Linked DNA regions of Homo sapiens: all the other regions are linked to region 2. A link is a loop called in an ENCODE intact Hi-C map of the cell type or tissue named here. Cell type or tissue: B cell. All regions are shown on one strand. Links, peaks and the distances in the headings refer to the core of each region. The heading gives the core; the rest is flanking DNA. Region 1 overlaps PPP6R2 (protein phosphatase 6 regulatory subunit 2). Region 2 overlaps ARSA (arylsulfatase A). Region 3 overlaps TRABD (TraB domain containing).

Evidence for each region. Hi-C counts contacts between places; a loop is a spot of excess contacts. Peaks named below come from ENCODE experiments on the same cell type or tissue, not always from the same donor. Only the 100,000 strongest peaks of a DNase experiment are listed, where the experiment ranks them.
Region 1: it touches region 2 in a loop (5-fold over the local background); 4 of 110 quality-filtered maps call a loop at or near these places.
Region 3: a loop joins it to region 2, with 14 times the contacts of the local background. A loop is called at or near these places in 5 of 110 quality-filtered maps.

What each region holds. Positions count from the first base shown.
Region 1 is chr22:50,396,795-50,402,060 of GRCh38, forward strand. The region is part of intron 3 of PPP6R2 (protein phosphatase 6 regulatory subunit 2); the gene reads left to right. Among named protein-coding and RNA genes, the nearest start is that of MIR12114, 8.0 kb to the right of the region's middle. RefSeq lists enhancers at 1,032-1,532, 2,942-3,538. In B cell, for the core only: no CTCF peak of the experiment used is centred there; DNase peaks (open chromatin) are centred at 2,087 and 3,267; H3K27ac peaks cover 3,030 bases.
Region 2 is chr22:50,617,305-50,622,854 of GRCh38, forward strand. ARSA (arylsulfatase A) reads right to left here. Exons shown (of 8, transcript NM_000487.6): 8 at 5,450-5,550. Among named protein-coding and RNA genes, the nearest start is that of ARSA, 8.1 kb to the right of the region's middle. RefSeq lists enhancers at 3,157-3,451, 5,055-5,174 and a silencer at 3,161-3,389. In B cell, for the core only: CTCF peaks have their summits at 3,272 (motif pointing left), 3,477 and 5,126 (motif pointing left); DNase peaks (open chromatin) are centred at 3,327, 3,717, 4,507, 5,017 and 2 weaker places; H3K4me3 peaks cover 2,454 bases; H3K27ac peaks cover 1,931 bases.
Region 3 is chr22:50,188,028-50,193,269 of GRCh38, forward strand. TRABD (TraB domain containing) reads left to right here. Exons shown (of 10, transcript NM_001320485.2): 2 at 5,000-5,066. The coding sequence starts at 5,034. Among named protein-coding and RNA genes, the nearest start is that of TRABD, 4.7 kb to the left of the region's middle. RefSeq lists enhancers at 1,173-1,242, 1,293-1,342, 1,353-1,412, 1,628-2,242, 2,243-2,857 and 5 more and a silencer at 3,883-3,932. In B cell, for the core only: a CTCF peak has its summit at 2,487 (motif pointing left); DNase peaks (open chromatin) are centred at 2,654, 3,574, 4,604 and 4,984; H3K4me3 peaks cover 3,501 bases; H3K27ac peaks cover 4,442 bases.

The DNA.
Region 1 (5,266 bases), core at 1-5,000, 220 kb before region 2:
GGGGAGCAGTGCTGGGTTGGGGAGGAGAGTTCTAGCCTGAGCAGGGCCTTGCTGTAAGGAACTGAGGGTTAGGGTGGGGCAGCTGCAGCCAGAAGCTGCTGTGGCTTCTGGTCACACCTGCTGTGTCAGCATCACTGTTGACAGTCCCCATCCCTCCCACTTTCAAATGTGGCCCAGTCTGGTGACAAATTAGAGTTGAGAGACAGGTATGGGGCAAGGAGAGTGGGGAGGGGTCTTCTGGATCAGGACAGGAATCCCAGAGTAGCATCAGTGAGCCGGGAGAGTCTCATAGAGTTTGGGAGAAATCAGTAGTAGATAAGTACAGAACCAAGCAAACAGAGCAAGAGGACTATGAACCTGGGGGGAGACTTCCGTAAGTAAGCAAAGATGCCCTGAGTAAACAACCCAGGTCAGGATATCCATTTAAATTACCCTGTGACTTCGGAGGGAGAGCAAGAGGACTAGGGGAAGACTTCCCTAAGTAAGCAGAGATGCCCTGAGTAAACAATCCAGGTCAGGATATCCATCTAAATTACCCTGTGACTCGGAGGGAGGGAAAGGGAGAGGGAAGTCGGGTGGTGGGAAAGCTTTGCCTTCCATTGTAGGAAGTTAATTCATAATGTCTAAAATTGGTGAACAAAGAAGAAATGTATGTGTGTATTATTTAGAAACATGGAGGTTAACGTTGGAGAAAACTGCTGAAAGAGTCCAGTGATTGCCTCTGAGGAGCATGACTTGGGATGCTGGGGGGCAGGGGGCCTGTCCTCACCAGCCCTGTCATCTCTGAGTTTTTCTCTGAGGAGTGTGACTTGGGATGGGGGCAGGGGGGCCTGTCCTCACCAGCCTTGTCATCTCTGAGCTTTTCTCTGAGGAGTGTGACTTGGGATGGGGGCAGGGGGGCCTGTCCTCACCAGCCTTGTCATCTCTGAGCTTTTCTCTGAGGAGAGTGTGACTTGGGATGGGGGCGGGGGGGCCTGTCCTCACCAGCCTTGTCATCTCTGAGCTTTTCTCTGAGGAGTGTGACTTGGGATGGGGGCAGGGGGCCTGTCCTCACCAGCCTTGTCATCTCTGAGCTTTTCTCTGAGGAGTGTGACTTGGGATGGGGGCGGGGGGGCCTGTCCTCACCAGCCTTGTCATCTCTGAGCTTTTCTCTGAGGAGTGTGACTTGGGATGGGGGCAGGGGGGCCTGTCCTCACCAGCCCTGTCATCTGAGGTTTTAAAGCACGTGCACATATCACTTGTATAAAAAACATGAAAGTCAGGTGTGGTGGCTCACGCTGGTAATCCCAGCACTTTGGGAGGCTGAGGTGGGAGGATCACTTACGCCCAGGAGTTGAAGACCAGCCTGGGCAATATAGCGAGACTCCATCTCTTTTTTTTTTTTTTTTTTGGTCTGAGATGGAGTCTCACTCTGTCGCCCAGGCTGGAGTACGGTGGTGCGATCTCGGTTCACTACAACCTCCGCGTCCCAGGTTCAAGTGATTCTCCTGCCTCAGGCTCCCGAGTTGCTGGGATTACAGACATGCATCACCACACCCAGCTAATTTTTTGTATTTTTAGTAGAGACAGGGTTTCACCATGTTGGCCAGGCTGGTCTCGAATTCCCGACCTCAGGTGATCCATCTGCCTCAGCCTCCCAAAGTGCTGGGATTACAGGCATGAGCCACTGCACCCGGCCCCCATCTCTATTTCTTTATTTAAAAAAAAAAACATATTAAGACTTTTTTTTTTTTTTTTTTGGAAACACAGTCCTTTCTGTCAACCAGGCTGGAGTGCAGTGGCGCGATCTTGGCTCACTGCAACCTCCGCCTCCTGGGTTCAAGCAGTTCTCCTACCTCGGTCTCCTTAGTAGCTGGGACTACAGGCGCACACCAGCATGCCTGGCTAATTTTTTGTATTTTTAGAAGAGACGGGGTTACCATGTTGGCCAGGCTGGTCTTGAACTCTTGAGCTCAGGCAATCTGCCTGCCTCGGCCTCCCAAAGTGCTAGGATAGTGCTAAGATTACAGAAGACACTTTTTTTGAGGCTAGTCAAAGTGCAGCAGTGTTTACACCTAATTGGTCACAAGCAGTTAAGATTTCTTTCTTCCTTCTTCAGTCTGTCTGCGTCACATGACTAGCCTTGTAAATAAAGTGAAACAAAAAACACTTTTTTTGAGAAATAGAATAGGGGCCGGGCGTGGTGGCTCACGCCTGTAATCCTAGCACTTTGGGAGGCTGAGGCGGGCGGATCATGAGGTCAGAAGATGGAGACCATCCTGACTAACACGGTGAAACCCCGTCTGTACTAAAAATACAAAGAATTAGCCAGGCGTGGTGGCCGGTGCCTGTAGTCCCAGCTACTTGGGAAGCTGAGAGAGTAAGTGCACTCCAGCCTGCATGACACAGCAAGACTGTCATCTCTTTAAAAAATAAAAAAAGATGGAGAAGATATAAATATATATGTAGACCAGGAGTTGGCAGACTGTATCTATGAAAAGTCAGAGAGTAAATACTTTAGGCTTTGCAGGTTGTAAGGTCTCTGTTGCAACGGCTCAACTCTGAAGTTGTAGCATGAAAGCAGCTACAGAAAATAGTAAACAAATGGATGGGGCTACATTCCAAGAAGGCTTCATTTATACAGAGCAGCACCTGTGCTTCGCGACTCTGCTATCCTTGCCTAGTGGCACTGCCAGGTTAAACACCGCCTCCCGCAACCTGTTAGCCTTGGAGGTCAGGGTTCTCCTGCAGACCTGGCAGAACACCTCCATGACCACAGGCTCAATTATGGGAGGACTCTTCTTGAAAGTGGAGAATTTGCCTGAGCTGTCTGTGCTCAAGAGAAGCTGCACTTGGTTTGGGTGGATTGGGATCAGGTAGCAGCCACTGACCCTGCTTAATTAAAGCCAGGGGCTGCTCCAGGGAGGTGAGGCCCACACGCTGCCTCTTCCTAAGGCCTCACATGCAGCTAGCCCTGCTTCTGCGGAGCAGCCCTTGGCTGAAAAGCCACTGTGACTGTAAGATGGCTGGTCACCTTCTGGAGTCAGAGCACTGCCTGCCCAGGCCACAGCAGAGGGCGCCACCCCAGGGCTGGAGGCAGCAGCAGTCACATGGTCAGCCCTAGAGCCTGGGGATGCTCCTGGTCTTTTCGTGAGCTCTTGTCTAGTTTGCTTGCCAAGATCTGGATTATTTGAGAAATAAGACAGAAGAGTCAGTAAGAGACACCAAGCTGTCGCTTTCATTACTCATAAAGCAGTGTCATTTATAACTCTGAGCTGTGGGCTTCCTCATTCCTGATTGCAGAATTAGAACTGCTCACCCAGTGGGAAGCAGCAGTGGGTCACAGCGGGCCCCCAGGAAGCACCCCCTGCCGCAGAGAGACTTGCTGCACTCAGGGCAGAACTGAAAGAAAGACAGCGTCTCCACCAAGGGAAACACTGGGAGGAAGGGAACTTTGCCATAACAGTTCCTGGGCCACTGACCATCCACTCCACATCCATTGTCCATCTCCTGTCATGGCTTCTTCCTCTTCTTCGGTTGACTTCCTGTGGTAAATTACACTCTGTTAAAACAGCTTCCTGAGATGGAGTTCGTGGGTGGTGATGTTTAGGGCATCGGGCCTGCGTGTTTGAGACCCTCTGATTAGAAGTTCAGACTGGGCATTACCCCCTGGGCTTTGGGAGCCTCCGTGTTGTCCTCTAGTCTCACAAGTCTGATGTAGCAAGCTCCTGGCTCACGTGTGTCACCTGTTTTCTCTCCTCTCTGAGGGCATTTAGGTTCTTTTCTAAGCCCTATTGTTTCTCAATTTCCCAGTAATGTGGAATTATTCCATGGGTCAGGACAGGGGATCCCCAAAGAGCATCATTGAGCCAAGAGAGTTTCATAGTCAGAGCTTGGGCGAATTTAGTAATAGGTAAGTACAAAATCAAGCAAACAGAAAAATATTGACTCTAAGGGAAAAGTTGTATAAGTAAGCAAAGATATCCCGAGTAGACAAATGAGGTCAACAGTGGATATCCATTTCTTTCATTTGTTGTTCTGGGCTCCCTGAACCCTTTTAGTCTGTACATTTGTGACATTAGCTGAGGGAAATTTCTCATATTGTTTCTTTGATATTTTCCCTCTTTTCTCTTTCTGGGACTTCTAATGAGGTGTTAGATTACTCAAATTAATGCTTTCCTTATTTTTGCTTTTAATGTTTTGTACTTTGCCTTTTTGGCCTACATCTGAGAGACTTCTTCATCTTTTAAGTTCTCATCCTTTTATTGACTTTTCAAAGTTCTACCATTATTTTTTGTTTGTTTTTTAGATGTGAGGTCTTGCTATGTTGCCCAGTCTGGACTCAAACTCCTGGGCTCAAGTGATCCTCCCATCTCAGCCTCCCAAGCAGTTGGAACCACAGGTGCCACCATGCTTAACATCTGTCATATTTTAAAATTTTATTTTTTTTTTGAGATGGAGTCTGGCTCTGTCGCCCAGGCTGGAGTGAAGTGGCACGATCTCGGCTCACTGCAACCTTCACCTCCGGGTTCACGCCATTCTCCTGCCTCAGCCTCCCGTGTAGCTGGAACTACAGACGCCCACCACCACGCCCGGCTAATTTTTTATATTTTTTAGTAGAGACGGGATTTCACCGTGTTAGCCAGGATGGTCTCGATCTCCTGACCTCGTGATCCGCCCGCCTCGGCCTCCCAAAGTGCTGGATTACAGGCGTGAGCCACCGCGCCAGGCCAATTTTTTTTTTTTTTTTCTGAGACAGAGTCTGTCTCGCTCTGTCGCCCAGGCTGGAGTACAGTGATGCGATCTTGGCTCACTGCAAGCTCTGCCTCCTGGGTTCACACCATTCTCCCGCCTCAGCCTCCCTTTTTCTTTTTTCTTTTTTTTTTTGAGACGGAGTCTCACTCTGTCGCCCAGGCTGGAATGCAGTGGCACAATCTCGGCTCACTGTAAGCTTCGCCTCCTGGGTTCACGCCATTCTCCTGCCTCAGCCTCTTGAGTACAGGCGCCTGCCACCACGCCCGGCTAATTTTTTTGTATTTTTTAGTAGAGACAGGGTTTCACCGTGTTAGCCAGGATGGTCTTGATCTCCTGACCTAGTGATCCGCCCGCCTTGTTCTCCCAGAGTGCTGGGGTTACAGGCGTGAGCCACCACGCCTGGCCCATATTTTTAATTTCTAAGAGCAGTTTCTTATTCTCATATATTTTAATAAAAGCTTCAAGTTCTCATTCATGGATACACAGTCTTAATGTGTCATCTCTGAGAACATTGTAGTTTAAAAGAGTTTCC
Region 2 (5,550 bases), core at 229-5,228:
GGAGAATCGCTTGAACCCGGGAGGCGGAGGCTGCAGTGAGCCAAGATCATGCCACTGCACTCCAGCCTGGGCATCAGAGCGAGACTCTGTTTTGAAAAAAAAAGAAAACACCTTATTGCTAAAAAAATGCCAGTGATCATCTCCACCTTCAGTGAGTCATAATCTTTCTGCCGGTAGAAGGTACTGCGTCAGTGTTGATGGCTGTTGACTGATCGGGGTGGTCGTTGCTGAAGGTTGGAGCAGCTGTGGCAATTTATTAAGACAATGAAGTTTGCCACACTGACTCTTTCATGAAATATTTCTCTATAGCATGTGACACTGTTTGATAGCATTTTATTCATAGTAGAACTTCTTTCAAAATTGAAGTCAACCCTCTCAAACACTGCTGCTGCTTTATCAACTAAGTTTATGTAATATTCTTTTTTTTTTTTTTTAAGAGACAGGGTCTTGTTCTGTCACTTAGGCTGGAGTGCAGTGGTACAATAATGGCTCACTGCAGCCTCGATATCCTGGGTTCAAGTGATCCTCCCACCTTAGCCTCCCGGGTAGCCAGGACCTAAAGCAAGTGCCACGGTGCCTAGCCAACGTTTTTTTGGAGAGATGAGGTCTCACTATGTTGTCCAGGCAGGTCTCAAATTCCTGGTCTCAAGCGATCCTCCCACTTCAGCCTCCCAAAGTGTTGGGATTACAGGCCTGAGCTACTACACTCGGTCCTGTGCAATATTCTAATCCCTTGTTGTCATTTCAACAATGTCCGTAGCATCTTCACCAAGAGTAGATTCTATCTCAAGAAACCACTTTCAGCCAGGCACGGTGGCTCATGCCTGTAATCCCAGCAATTTGGGAGGCCAAGGCAGGAGAATCACTTGAGCCCAGGAGTTCAAGACCAGCCTGTGCAACATGGTGAGACCCCCATCTCTACCTAAATAAATAAATAAATAAATAAACAAGAAAATTTAAAAAAAACTTTCTTTGTCCATAAGAATCAATTCTTCATCTGTTCAAGTTTTATCGTGAGATGGCAGCAATTCAGTCACATCTTCAGGCCCACGTTTAACTCTAATTCTCTTGCTATTATGATACTTTCAACACATTTGCAGTTACTTCCTCCACTGGACTTGTCACCTCAAAGTCATCCATGAGAGTTGGAATCAACTTCTTTCAAGCCCTGTTAATGATGATGATATTTTGACCTCTTCCTGTGAATCATGAGTATTCTTTTTTTTTTTTTTTTTGAGACAGAGTCTCACTCGGTTGCCCAGACTGGGGTGCAGTGGCGCGATCTCGGCTCACTGCAAGCTCCGCCTCCCAGGTTCACGCCATTCTCCTGCCTCAGCCTCCCGAGTAGCTGGGACTACAGGTGCCCGCCACCGCGCCCAGCTGATTTTTTGTAATTTTAGTAGAGATGGGGTTTCACCGTGTTAGCCAGGATGGTCTCCATCTCCTGCCCTCGTGATCCACCCGCCTCGGCCTCCCCAAGTGCTGGGATTATAGGCGTGAGCCACCATGCCCAGCCTAGCATCTTTCTTAAGGGCCCTGGGATTTTCAGAATGGTAAATGAGCATTCAACTTAAAGCCACCAGCTGCATTAGCCCCTAACAAGAGAGTCAGACTGTCCTTTGAAGCTTTAAAACCAGGCATTGACTTCTCTCTAGCTATGAAAGTCACAGATGGTGCCGAGTGCGGTGGCTCACACCTGTAATCCCAGCACTTTGAGAGGCCGAGGCAGGCAGATCACCTGAGGTCAGGAGTTCAAGTCCTGCCTGGCCAACATGGTGAAACCCCATCTCTACAAAAAATACAAAATTAGCCAGGCCTGGTGGCGCATGCCTGTAATCCTAGCTACTCAGGAGGCTGAGACAGGAGAATCACTTGAACCCGGGAGGCGGAGGTTGCAGTGAGCCGAGATTGCGCCACTGCACTCCAGCCTGGGCAACAAGAGCAAAACTCCGTCTCCAAAAAAAAAAAAAAAATTGCGTACACTGAAGATCTATTGTTTACTGTAGCCACCCTCATCACTTACCTTAGCTGGATCTTCTGGAGAGCTTGCTGCAGCTTCTCCATCAGCACTTGCTGCCCCACCTTGCACTTTTACATCATGGAGACAGCTTCTTTCCTTAAACCATATGAACCAACCTCTGCTACCTTCCAGCTTTTCTCCTGCAGCTTTCTCATCTCTCCCAGCTTTCACAGAATCAGAGGGAATTAGGGCCTTGCTCTGGATTAGACTTTGGGTTAAGGAAATGTTTTGGCTTGTTTGATCTTCTATGCAGACCACTTAAACTTTCTCCTTAAACAGCAATAAGGCTGCCACAGTTTCTTTCTTTGTTTTTCTTTTTTTCTTTTCTTTCTTTTTTTTTGAGACAGAGTCTTGCTCTGTCGCCCAGGCTGGAGTGCAGTGGCACAATCGTGGCTCACTGCAACCTCCGCCTCCAGGGTTCAAGTGACTCTCCTGTCTTAGCCTCCTGAGTACCTGGCATTACAGGCGCACACCACCACACTTGGCCAATTTTTTGTATTCCAGTAGAGACTGGGTTTCACCATGTTGCTGCATCCACAAGGAAGGCTCTCGGCCTTCACACAAAGGAGCCAAGGAGGCTGGAGGGGGCATAAATAAATGCACTCCCCCCTTCATTACTACTGACCCCCTGCACCAGGCTCAGGGCTGCAAAAGGGAGGGGACACATCAGACAGCTGAGAGGCAGTGTCCAGGGTGCAGCAGGGGGTGAGGTTAGAGTTGAATCAACGCCTGGGGCCAAAATACATAATTTGCATGAATGTGGAGAACAATGTGGTGTGTGCCCGCCCCCCAAACCCTAAACTGATAGCATTGGCTACCTGGGACTGAGATGAGCGGGCATTACTTGAGTTTCTCTAATGAATATGCATTACTTTCGTAATTAAAAATATTCAGAGGTGCCAGGCACAGTGGCTCACGCCTGTAATCGCAGCACTTTGGGAGGCCGAGGCAGGCGGATCACCTGAGGTCGGGAGTTTGAGATCAGCCTGACCAACATGGAGAAACCCCGTCTCCACTAAAAAATACAAAATTAGCCGGGTGTGGCGGCACATGCCTGTCATCCCAGCTGCTCGGGAGGCTGAGGCAGGAGAATCACTTGAACCTGGGAGGCGGAGGTTGCGGTGAGCTGAGATCGCGCCATTGCACTGCAGCCTGGGCAACAAGAGCGAAACTCCGTCTCAAAAAAAAAAAAAAAAAATTCAGAGGTGAATTTAAACATTGTTCCATTGAAACGTTCCCTGGGCTCCCCCTTCTGGTCACTTGGGGGACAGACGAGCACACAGCCAAGGAGGGGCCACAGGGAGGGGAGGGGAGTTTCCCTGCAGGAGCCCCCTCTTACCCTGTCGTTCACGCAATCACTTGGGCGCCGGATATCCCCTCTTCCTTCCTAACGCACCTGAGGGGAAACCACAGAATCAACTTGTTTGTTTGTTCTGTCCATTTCAAAACACTCTTAGCCCCTTCGAGAGGACACTGAGCTCCCTGAGGAAGCTGCTCTGTGGGAATGGATGGCTGCCAGCCTGGTGAATAGATTATCTTAGGCTCACAGGAAAGGGGCTGTTTTGTAAATCAACAGTAACAGTGTGTATGTCACTGCAAATATGCACGTATATGCATGCTTGTGTGCACGGGTGAGTCCTTGTGTGTTCACGTGCGCACGTCCCCGGGGGGCACGTATCCCCGGATGCATGTGTATGTGCCTCCGTGCACGTGAATGTGAGTGTGCATGCGTGCGTATTTCTGTATGCATACACATGTGCACATACGCATACGTGTACATGCCTGTGTGAGGAGGGTGCATCCGGCTCAAACAGCTAACTGGTGAAAAGCATTTCTGAACACAAACAAATCAGAGCAAAACCAAAAGCGGAATGGGGGAGTGGAAAAATCCTTGGGTGCAGAGTGCATTTGAACACCCTCCTCAGAGCTCATTTATCTTTCCACCCCCACCTCTTGGTTATGTTCTTGTAAGACCAGGTACCCTTCGTTTGTAGCGTTTATTATGGTTAGATTGTTACTGAAATAGAAAATACGCAATGACGTCATAAAGTGTGCACAGCTTGCGAGTGTGGGTTGATCGCTTTATACATATGCATGCATCATGTTATGACCCCTTAAGATTTGGAAGATTTGTAGCACCCACAGGTTCTCTGGTGTCCCTGGTCAGGCAACTCCACACACCCCACCCTACCAGAGGCAGTGACTTCAATCACACTGAAAATTTCAGGTGCATCTGACATCCCGGGATTAAGCTCATCTCCTTTGCTAGACTGTAAGCCCGGTGAGTGCAGAGTGGGTCTCCTCTGACAACCCCATGCCCAGCACTGCACGGTGCTGATGCATAAACACGGGTGGGATTAACTCAGTTATGCACACTACCCAAGTGAGAGGAAGTGGAGCAGCAGAGCTGGAGGAGGTGCCTGAAGACTGTGGTTGGGTGTTAGTATTCATTTAGTTCTTGCTAGAGGGTTTGGTCTTTCGTGTGATACTGGAATCATGCCTCCAGTTCAGTTCCTCTCTGCCCTCATCTTGAACCACAGCGCTGTTTGAAATGCTTGTTCCTCGGTGCCGTAAAGAAACAGCACTTGAACATAAATTTAATTTTCTTTTATACTTTCTGCAGAAAGGGTACACTCGCCAGCAGTTTTGCCGTGAGAGTACACCGAACAAAAGGGGACAGGGTCATTTGTAACCTGATGCGTCCACCTTACTGCCGTGTCCGGTTTCCATCGGCTGGAACGGGACCTCACGTTCTGTATTTGTCCCGATTGGCTAGCAACTTAGCACTTTTTAAAAGAGGAAAAGAGAGAGGAGAACAAAGGAAGGAGGAAGTAACTTGTGGAATGATGAGAAAGGTAAAAACACCTTCAAATAAGGAAGAGGAACAGGCTGTGACGTAATGCTTGCTTGGGCCAGTTTAAGCATGCCAGGGCAGATATTTAGGCTAAATTGTGGGAGCTAAGAACATAAAGGACATTGAGTTCTTTATTCGGCTAGCAGTTATTTAAGAATGTTAGTACAGGTCTTTGAATAAATTTTGCTTTTAAGAGAAGTTACTATTTACTCCTAGATGGGGAGGAAAGTCTGAAGAGGAACCTCTGCTTCACTTTCTACAGCGCCACCTGGGGCCAGCACCTCCACTCGGACCACAAGTGCACAAGGGCCCCCCTTATGCCAGCATCAGGGGCTGCTGGGCACCCCAAGGAAACCACCACCTTATGGGGGTGATTCCAAACACAGCAGGATTTGGGGTGTGGTCAATGCAGCCCTCAAACCAGATGAAAAGGGATGAAACGGTTGCGTGGAGAGTCCTCAGCACACTGTCTGACACCACAGGCTCACGCAGGCACATGTGCCCGCCACACAACCATTCATAGGCCACATTCCAGCAAGGCTTTTGGCTGCAAATAACAGAACCCTCACTAGCAGTGGCTTCAACAGGCAGGGTTTATTTTCTTACGCTTGGAGCTCTCCAGGTAGGCAGCTGGAGACACTGGGTTAGCAGCTGCCCAGTGTCCAATCAGGGCCTG
Region 3 (5,242 bases), core at 1-5,000, 430 kb before region 2:
CCCCAGCACTTTGGGAGGCCGAGGCAGGTGGATCACAAGGTCAGGAGTTCAACACCAGCCTGGCCAAGATGGTGAAACCCCATCTCTACTAAAAATACAAAAATTAGCTGGGGGTGGTGGCGCACGCCTGTAATCCCAGCTACTCGGGAGGCTGAGGCAGGAGAATCGCTTGGACCTCAGGGTGGGGGAGGTTGCAGTGAGCCAAGATCACGCCACCGCACTCCAGCCTGGGCGACAGAGTGACACTCCGTCTCAAATAAAAAAAAAATGAGGTCTCGCTAAGTTGCCCAGACTGGTCTTAAACTCCAGACCTCAGACAATTCTCCTACCTCAGCCTCTCCTGAGTAGCTGGGGCTGTGAGCGAGTAGGCTCCTCCCACCATGCCTCACTGGTGCTGGGAAAAAACTTAACAGAAATTTATTTTCTCAGAGTTCTAGGGGCCGGACATCCCAGATCAAAGGTGCTGGTCCCTGGTTGCCATGCAGCCTCCTGGCTTGTAGACGGGCCCCCGCGGCGTCCTTACCCGGGGGAGCAAGAGCTGCGTGGCGTCTCTTCCAGGAGTACTAACCCCGTCATGGGGGCTATGCACTCATGACCTCATCCGAACCTGATCACCTCCTGGAGGCCCTGCCTTCTAATACCTTCATAGTGGGAGTTAGGGCTCTAACCTGTGGGTTTTGGGGGACACAGTTCAGTCTGTAGCAGTGGGACCTGAGCAGGCAGGTGGGATGCGCTGTCTGAGGCTCCCACTGGATGTCAGGTCCTGGGACAGAAGCCCTGCGGGACATTTCGGATGCAGACAGCCGTCTCTGACGCCAAAGGACTGTAGATGCCGCTCTGATTTTGTGTCCTAGGGCCGCACACCTCAGGCAGAGCCCTAACGGATGGGCTTTTGCGCACAACAGATGTCCTCCTGGGGCTGTTGGGAATTCTCAGAGGCTTCGTCTGCACAGAGGATCATGGTTTCCAAAGCCAGATATCCCTTTTTACAGATGAGGGACAGTGCTTGGAGAACAAGTGTCTTCAGAGGCAGTGTCTAGGGTCTCCTGAAATCGGGCTGCTAAGTCTTTTCTTGCCCTGTGGGTCTCCACCCCGTTCTCTGCCTTCGGGACAGACTGTGCTGCGGCAGAGAAGCTCGAGGCCGAGGCTGACCGCTAAAGCAGCATCTGAATGTGGCTTGTGCTTGCAGCCCAGAGAGGGCCTCCTGTGTGGGGCAGGTGGGATGCTGGCCCTGGAGGCAGGTTCCCGCCTTAAACGGCGGCTCCTGCCCAGAGCATCCTGCCCAGGGTAGCACTGGGGTCTGAGATCTGAGGACCCTGTCTGCCGGCTACCCATGCTCAGGAGGCATGTCCCACAAATCGTGTTCAGCACCCACCCCAGTCCTGCTCGGTGGACGTCCGTGCGGGGCAGGGAGAGTGAAGCACAGCTGGTCTGATACAAGCGTCTGGCTTCCTGCCAGGCTGCACCGCTTCCCAGCGGGTTGGCCTTGCAGGTAACAAGGCCAGAAGCCACTGCGAGGTTCCCTGGGGCAGTGCCAGCACTGGGGATTTGGGAAGGAGAGATGTCTGTCCCCCCGGAGGGGCAGCCAGGGTCTGCTGGTCTCTGCTGATGGGCCTGAGCGTATCTGAAAAGGACAGGTAGAAAGGGGGTGGCTGCAGCGTGCGCTGGCCGGACCCCAGGTGATGCTCTGCTGGGACCCAGAGGGGGTGGCTGCAGTGTGTGCTGGCCGGACCCCAGGTGATGCTCTGCTGGGACCCAGAGGGGGTGGCTGCAGTGTGTGCTGGCCGGACCCCAGGTGATGCTCTGCTGGGACCCAGAGGTTGTGGGGCTGGGAACCAGGTGGGGGTTCTTCAGACATTGTCTCTGAAGACACTTCAGAGTCCAGGCTCAGCATCTGTGGCTTTTGGGCCAGGGCCTTTTGCTCACCGCCAGGCAGCTGGGAGAGGCTCTGGGCCCAGCCATAAATGTCTGAGAGCACAGCTGCCTGGGAGCAGACTAGAGGGAGGAGGGCTGGTAACCTGAAATCACACCCTAGAGCTCTCCAGGGGCCTTGGCGAGGAGGGAAAGAGAGTGTTGAGACTGTAAGAGTGACTGTCAGAGACGTCCCCCAGAATCACGGGCTTTAGGTGCTGGGGGGTCCTCAGTGACCTTCCCGCCTGGCTCCCTGCGGGCAGCACGCCTCTGCTGAGAGGCTGCAGGGGCCAGGGCTGGGGGCTGGCACTGCCTCTGGTGGCGCTGACATCGTCCTGCTCAAGGCTTGGCAGCCGGCCCAGGAAAGCTTCTCTGCCCTCCCTGACAGGAGACCTGTGCACGCCCACCCCATGGCACGACTGGGGTCAGGACCAGCGCCTGCTGCTGCACCGAGACCCTGCCCTGTCCATGGCCACAGGCGTACCCTAGGCCGGCCTCAGAGGCGGGTCTGGCCAGGCTGGGTGGAGGGTGGGGGCTGACCGCAGACCTGGGGCTGCCACACCCATGGGGGAAGGGCTGTGGCGACGTGGGCGCCTCCTGTTGGCTGGGCCGACGCAGCCTCCCGCCCGGCTGCACAGGAGTTTCTTTAAGGAGTTTCCCCGGTGTGCCTCGGCAGCCTTGCGCTGCTCTAATGGTCCGGACTTCCGTGTGTGAGTTTCCCCCGTGCGCCCCGGCAGTCTTGCGCTGCTCCTAAGAGTTCTGGCTTGTGTGTGTAGCTAGACCCAGGGAGGCGGCCGTCTCCCGGACCGGGTGCTTGTCTGGGCTGGCTGGCCTGGCGGCTGCTCACAACAGCTTCCGGTGGGTTCCGGTCGGGTTGCATCGTGGAGCTTTCACCTACAAAAGGGGAAGGAGGCGGCCCAAGGGTCCGGGGCCTGGTCCTGCTGTGACCGGTGCCAGCTGCACTTCCTGGATGTGCCAACCGCTAAGACGCCCAGGCCAGGGTTGGGTCCAGACTCAAGCCCAGGTGGCAAGGAGTGGGACCCCCTGCCAAGGCTGTGAGGCCCCATAGGGGAGCCTGCCTGTGGAGCGGGCCCCCCTTGCCCTCTGCAGAGGCTCAAGGCCCCCGGGGACATGAGCCTGGTGTTTATCAGCTGTCTCCTTAGTCTCAGCTGACCTCCCCCGACCATGGCCCCATTGCACCACCCACCCCAAGCCAGGCCAGTTCCTCTCCCAGAAGTCCCGGCTGTCCAAGAAGAGGGCAGGGTGGGCTGCCCTCTTCTCGGCCAGCTTCAGATGGGGCCTCTGGTTGCACTGAGACAGGCCTCTTCCCCTGCTCAGAGCCGTCCCTGCTCCCCCAGCCCCTGAGCTGCCCTCCTAGACACTGCACAGAGAGCTCCTTCCTGTTCACAGGTTAGGACACCCAAGCTTGGAGGCATCTTAACTTGGATGTGGGTGGCCAGGACCCAGCTGGGTCTGTGAGTCCTGGCTGGGGCCGAGGTCTGTGCCTGCTGTGGCTGTGTGCCAACAGGGTTTGCAGAGGAAAGGAACCTGACATAGCGTCTTATTGCTCATTGTTCCTTTTTCTTATGAGTTCTGAGAAGTGGGCAGCAGTAGTGACATGAAAATGACCCCAGATGCACGCAGGCATCAGTGCAGAACCCGGCAGTGGCCCCTCTGAAGCACATCCTACAAGCCCCGTCGTTTCCTCGCCAGATGCTCGTGTCTGACTGACGCAGACGCTTCAAGACAAAACCACAATACCTTGCACGACTAGACAGCTCAGAATGGTTTCCAACGGCTCATTTTTATTTTTTACTTTTGTTTTTTTCTTGAGACAGAGTCTCCCTCTGTCACCCAGGTTGGAGTGCAGTGACAGGATCTCGGCTCACTGCAACCTCAGCCTCTCGGGTTCAAAGTGATTCTCCTGCCTCAGCCTCCCCAGTAGCTGGGATTACGGGTGTGCACCACCACGCCTGGCTAATTTGTGTATTTTTGGTAGAGATGGGGTTTCACCAGGATGGTCTATGTTGGCCAGGCTGGTCTCGAACTCCTGAGCTCAGGCAGTCCATCCACCTTGGCCCCCCAAAGTGCTGGGATTACAGGTGTGAGCCACCGCGCCTGGCCTGTTTGGGATATTTTAATGATTCTGCCTGGTGACACATCCATCCGCCAGGACATGCATGAGCCATTAACTTGGTAAACAGTCACTCCTGGCATTCCGTGGCTGAGAACATTCAGGAAGAGCCACATGGTGCAGCAGGGCCTGTGGCCAGTCTCAGGACAGCCTGCTGGTCCCTGGCCCCGCCTCGAGGGGCTCCGCGCAGGTCTCGCCGATGCTCTGTGGGTCTTGGCCGGTGCGTGCCTCTGGTGCTGCAGGCGCCTGGCTGTTTTCTTCCTTCCCTCAGGCTCCTGGGCCCCCGGCCTGAGCTCCTGGTTTCTGAGAGTCTGTGGGGAGCTGTGATGCCTCGGGGCAGCCCCCTCGTGTGGCTGCCCCAGCCTGTCCGGGTTTCTACCGTGGTTCCTTCCACACCATGTTTGTCTCTTAAAGTGGGAGAGAAGGTCTTAGGTCCAAACACGTTGATTTGTGTGCTTTGTGGATTCCTCCGTCTGTACTGACTCTGTGCCGGTGTTGTTGCCCAGGCTGTAGTTACTGAAAGGGGAAGTGGCTTTTGTACAAAGGCCCTGGGGTCCTTGCCATGTGTCAGCAGCTGCGTTGCTGTGTCCTGAGATCATGTGTGGACCCCAGGGCTGCCTTCCTATGTGTGCCCGCCGTGCCGCAGTGAGGGTTGGGCAGCTCTGGCCCTGTTCTGAGTGAGGCCTGTGCACCAGCAACCCGCCCTGGGCCCGTCTGCGTTTGGTTTATGCTGGGGTGTCTGGGGACCTGCTGGCCTTTCCCCACCCGGGCCTGACCTGAACCGACCCTGGACCTCAGCAGCCTTTGATGGGCAGGAGGCATTTGGGGATATGGGGGAAGGAGCCCCCAGGCCCACCCAACAGATGGTTCTAGACTGACAGGGCACTACGCAGTGAGTCCTGAGCCAGGTCTGGGGCTCCAGGTGGAAACCCCGCCTCTCATGCCTCTCCTCAGGCTCCCCACAGGTGCAGGAAGCCGCCGCCCAGCCATGGACGGGGAGGAGCAGCAGCCACCGCACGAGGTGAGGTGGAGGCTGGGCTGGCTGCACAGAGACAGGGGCGGGGGGCTTCCCCGCTTTGTGGGCTCTCGGGGTCGGTCCCTGGCTGTTGTTCTGCAAAGGTGATCTTCACAGGGTTCTCCAGGGTCAGGCAGGAGGCACCTCCGAGGGAGAGGGGCGCTGGGCTGAGGTGGCCTGGT